Regions from separate parts of the Homo sapiens genome. Here region 2 is linked to region 1. Evidence: chromatin loops called from intact Hi-C (ENCODE). Cell type or tissue: PC-9. All regions are shown on one strand. Region 1 overlaps PRKAG2 (protein kinase AMP-activated non-catalytic subunit gamma 2). Region 2 overlaps PRKAG2 (protein kinase AMP-activated non-catalytic subunit gamma 2).

Region 1 (2,500 bases):
GTCCCAGCGAGGCGTGATCTTGATTTGGTTATCACACTGATTTTCCACTTCATTTTCAGCCACATTTTCTCCTATTCAGGGCTCCTCAGAGACTTCTGAGTTTGGAGGTTCAGGGTGCAAAATGGGTATAGCTCCTCTCAGAAGATGGAACAGGGAGGCCGGCCACCCTGGAGGAGAGGGGAACCACGTGAACATTTTGAGACCCCTCGGAATACAGATTCCTAAAACCTGACTTTTGGGGAGTTAGAAGGGCCCCGAAGTGATTTGAGAGACAGAGAAATCTGTGTACCCATGCTTCATTCATCAGTTTCGTCAGATGATCCAAGTGTCCTGAGATTCAAGAAAGTTGAAGAACTACTTCTTCCCCAGTTTTTAGGAAGTTTCCTCAAGAGCTAGAATAATAAACAAATTGTCAACAACCAGGAATTTCAAGAGGGACTGGAAACACTCCGCGGCAAGCAGTGTCCGAATCCCGGGCACAGTGGGGGAGCCCGCCGCGGAGTTCCCTGGCCAGCACAGGGCAGGGACGTTGCAGACGGAAGCTCTGATGATGGAGGCCTCCCTGAAAGAGGCATGCTTCCAGGGCCTCGCAGCCACTGGACCCTCCCCACACCGCATCTCATCGGGGTAAATTCCAAGTTTACCCTCACATGAGATCTGCTGTTTTACATCATAGCGATAGCCGTGTATACCGGCTTTGCCAGACAATTGGCATGAACGATGCTGTGTTATAAACAGGCATCTCGAAGAGATCAAGGTTAGAATGACATTTCTGAAATCTCGAACTCTAGTCCTGACCTAAGAACATGTTCAGACATGCTCAGGCAGGATGGGCCACCTGGGGGGGCTCCTGCCCAGGAATATTCTGGCCCCATCCTGCCGCCAGGGCCAGGAAGCCTTTCCCCTGCTCACTGGGCACCCTGGCATCAGCTGAGAGTATGAAAGTCCCCCAGGTCTCCTATTGAATTGGTGTCCTTCCCTTATTTCCTTCTAGGAAATGACAGTAGTCACCATGCTGACTCAGCAAGGAGCCCGGGGGGGGGCCTCATTTCCTCCTCCTCCTCCTCCTCCTCCCTCCCCTTCCAAACCCAAAGTGCCAAGTCTTGGCCTTCCACTACCCGCTCCACCCTATACACCCTTGGCAGCTGGCCGAGGGAGCCCCGTTGGGGAGGAGGGTGGACACGGAGAGGCAGCCCAAGGCAGATACACCTCTGACCTGAGGCACCCACCTCGCCTGGTGCGACCGTGTGCTTTTTCCTGTCGCCCATACAAACGGTCTTCTCCCCAACATTCCACAGGGATGAGGTCACCGTCAGAAACCTCCTGGAATGGAGCAAGGCCCTGGGCTGCGGCCTGAAGACCTGAGTCATGGCTGTGGACCTGCTTCTGGGGTGGGGGGTAGATCCTCGGCCACACACTTCACCTCTCAGAGCCTGCACTTCCTCCACCGAAAATGAGGTTCTGAGATGTTTGTCCAAGGTCATGCCCATTCTTACCACCTATGATTCTCATGCTGGCCCATTCCAGACTATCACATTCGGCAGAGTTCATCTCCACAGCACCAAACAATGCCTGTTGCTTTTGTGATTCCACAAATACTGATAATTAGAGGGACTGAGGCTGCTAACATTTCCCTTTCATTGACAAATTATTAGCAAATTGTTTTTCCGAAACCATTGTATATGGGAAAAGTTCTGTGGCAGAATTTCTCTCTCTCACAAAGCAGCAGAGGGGCCTCCCCTGTGCCTCCCCAGGACTGCTTTCTAAGTGGCAACATCAAGATGCATATCTGCTGTTGTCTTTTGCCCAAGCGAAGTATCTAGGGTTACGTTTTGGGTCCATGATGTAGAACTCTGACCTCCAAGCAAGCGTGAAGAAGGAACAGGGCAGACAGCAGAGGCTGGGACCACATTGTCAGAGTTGGGACAGATTTAAAATTAGCCCCTGTGAGATTCTCCTTTCCTTCCCCTGCACCACCATTTCTGTTTTGTTTTGTTAGTTCCCATGTAAATACCCATATGCTAGAGCCAACTATTTCATAACTAGGTGCAGAATGTTATTGGGTATACAAAGCCCTATAAGACTGGATATTTTCCGGATTCCTTTTAGGAGAATAACCTTGGAAAAATTCCTGAAAGTTTTTTTTTTAAATAGAAATATTTTTTCACCTTCCATATTACCATGATGCTTTGACTTGAAGATCACTCAGATATTTTCCAACATATTTTGAACAGTTTCAATGACAAAAGATCATAAAACAGATTCTTAGAGCCTAGAACCGAAATCTGCAGCCTGAAACCTTACTCCAGATTGAAATATGAATTGAGAGTGAGCTCAGCTAGGGCCAGGGCCATTCAGCTATAAAGGGGCCAGAGTCCAGAAACTCCTGCTGAGAGAGGGGGTCCTGCAGGGGCAGGGCTGGAGTGGGGTGGGGAGGACACCAGGCGGGTGTGAAACTTGTCTTTTAGGAACATTCAGAGCAAGGTCTCAAAGCAGCTGG
Region 2 (2,500 bases), 49 kb before region 1:
CTTCTGTGGATGGAGGCCCCGTGGGAGTGGCACATCTGGGCATCTCTGGCTTCTGTGGATGGAGGCCCCGTGGGAGTGGCAGATCTGGGCATCTCTGGCTTCTGTGGATGGAGGCCCCGTGGGAGTGGCAGATCTGGGCATCTCTGGCTTCTGTGGATGGAGGCCCCATGGGAATGGCAGATCTGGGGTGGGAGCTGAGCTTCCAGGGTTTCATCTCATGGGGATAGAATGGAAGACTTCCCTTGCCCTCCTTCCTGTTGCCCGAGTGTGGAGCCATCTTTATCTCATCAGGCATCTGCAGTGACTGGGCCAACAACTCCAGTGGCACTGAGCTCTGTAAATGAAAGAGGTGAGAGAAAAGGCATGAAAAGCAGCCCAACCCAAGTTGGGAGGCTGGACCTGTGGTTCCTGAGGAGGCCTGGGCTCCAGTGGCAAGCTGCTGGGGCGCTTCCACCCCACACTCCATCCCCTTGTTTTCGGACGAGCCGTAGATAATAACAATTCCGCTGAAGAAACTGATGGCGTTGCAGTTTTGGGAGGTTATCCCACCCTAGTGGGCGGCCAGAAGAACCCAGGCTACTAATCTTTAGCTCGGGGGTTATTTAACTGGTCTGACATAGTCTCCTCCTCATGTGCATAGTCATTTGGGAAGAATCAGTTACCATGAGAGGTTCAGACTGTTGGAACTAGGCTAAATCTCTCTTTTTTTTTTTTTAATAGAGATGGGGGTCTCACTGTGTTGCCCTGGCTGGTCTTGAACTCCTAGGCTCAAGCCATCCTCCCACCTCAGCCTCCCAAAGTGCTGAGATTACAGGCGTGAGCCACCGTGCCTGGCCCTAGACTAAATCCTAAAATGACCTGGTCTTGTCTTAGTTCACTAAGGGGGAAACTGAGGTTCAGAAATGGGAAGTAACTTTCTGATGGTCACAAAGCTGGTTAGTAGCAAAGCAGGTAACTTTAGTGAGGCTATCAGACAAAAAGTCAAGGATTTTTTTTCTATCTTTTGCTTCCAAAGTTTGTTTTATTGGTTGCAAAACATATACAAATTATAAATGTTTTAGGTTTTACTTGATCAGCGGTTTGGCTTAGGAGTCAAGGAGATTAGAACTCCAGTCCTGGTTCTACCATTGGCGACAGGATCTTGGGGAAGTCACCTCCCTGTCCTGAGCCTGTTTCCCCATCTGTCATAGAAGGGAGTTGGACTAGATCTCTCTAAAATCTCTTCCAGCTCTGTCATGCTGCAATTCTCAGCAAGTCCAGAGCTCAAATTACGCATTTGCCGAAGACCTTCCGTTAAATTCCAGTCGGGGAGCTGTATCCCCTCCTTGAAGACGGCATTGCTGCTTTCATTGAGTGGAACCGTGAGCCAGGGTAGATTCAGCAATTTCCAGCCCAGGGACTTGTGTGGCTTCTCCACCCGGCAGCAGCCGGAGCCTTCTGACCCCGTGGGGCCCTGGAACCCATGAATCAAAATAGTTGTGTGATGTCATGTCACAATGGGAATGTGCTCTGGCCAATTGGTGCCAAGAATTGTCTGCCCAGGGTGGTTTCCTTTTACAGTCTGTTTAAAGAGACATCATGCACGGCTGCACATGACTTGCAGGCTTGTGCCTCCTTTGCCTATCTGGTCTTCCCTCCTTTTTTTAATTTTAAGGAGAAAAAAAAAAAAAAAAAAAGCCCTGGAGAGTATCAGTGAGCAGCTGACCTTAACTACATCAACAAATCCCCTGCGAAGTTCTGTTTGCGCTTCCGGCAGCTTCTTGCTACTTAAGGACAGCCGGGCTGACGCTCCAGCTGCTGTGGCCGGAGGTGCAGCCCCGTCAGGACGGCTCCACTCCCTGGCGCCTCACAGACTCTGGGGCTGCGGTGAGGTCGCCCTGAAGACCCCCTGGTGAGGACGCTTGAACCCGGGCTGTCACCTGAGCACAGGCTGCCACTCTGAGCTTTTGGGGCGCCCTGTGCCTGTCGGGCTGATGCTCCTCTGGCTCCCGGCCACCTGGGGCTGACACCGGTTCTGTGGGTCCTGATATGTTCACCTGTCGCCACTCCTGTGGCCACAGCTACCCATGAAGCGCTTTGGGAGCCTCAGGAGCAACAAGAAACACAAGGACCAAAATCGAAGCACGGAGAGGCGCCAGTCGGAGCCTCATGGCCTTTTCGGTAGGACTCTGCCCATTCCCGAGCCCCTGGTGGTCTGTCCTTGGGAGGGAACCCCACGGCGTGTGTGCACACCCTCCTAAGCAGTAGCTGTTTCCAGCCACTCTCTTCCAACTGGGATATAACATCAGGCGGTGGTTAGAGGAATACGTGGGAAGTGTTTCCTTGCTGATGGCAGTGCTGCTGTGGGGAGCCGCCTGACAATACTCTTTCTGAAGCTGTTTCCTTTCTTGCCCCACCTGGCCCAGGGAGGCTAGTGATGGATTGGATTGTCATTCATTTATGCAAAAACTGTGGCTCAGGGGAAAAGTAAGAGTGGATGGGCACTGTTGTTTTCAGCTGT

What was found. Hi-C counts contacts between places; a loop is a spot of excess contacts. Peaks named below come from ENCODE experiments on the same cell type or tissue, not always from the same donor. Only the 100,000 strongest peaks of a DNase experiment are listed, where the experiment ranks them.
Region 2: it touches region 1 in a loop (2.7-fold over the local background); 9 of 110 quality-filtered maps call a loop at or near these places.

What each region holds. Positions count from the first base shown.
Region 1 is chr7:151,686,586-151,689,085 of GRCh38, reverse strand. All of the region lies in intron 3 of PRKAG2 (protein kinase AMP-activated non-catalytic subunit gamma 2), which reads left to right. Among named protein-coding and RNA genes, the nearest start is that of PRKAG2-AS2, 120 kb to the left of the region's middle. RefSeq lists enhancers at 524-1,723, 1-2,500. In PC-9, no CTCF peak of the experiment used is centred here; a DNase peak (open chromatin) is centred at 1,275; H3K27ac peaks cover 2,175 bases.
Region 2 is chr7:151,735,560-151,738,059 of GRCh38, reverse strand. All of the region lies in intron 3 of PRKAG2 (protein kinase AMP-activated non-catalytic subunit gamma 2), which reads left to right. Among named protein-coding and RNA genes, the nearest start is that of PRKAG2-AS2, 70 kb to the left of the region's middle. RefSeq lists an enhancer at 2,018-2,500. In PC-9, a CTCF peak has its summit at 1,316; a DNase peak (open chromatin) is centred at 1,419; H3K4me3 peaks cover 1,217 bases; H3K27ac peaks cover 1,350 bases.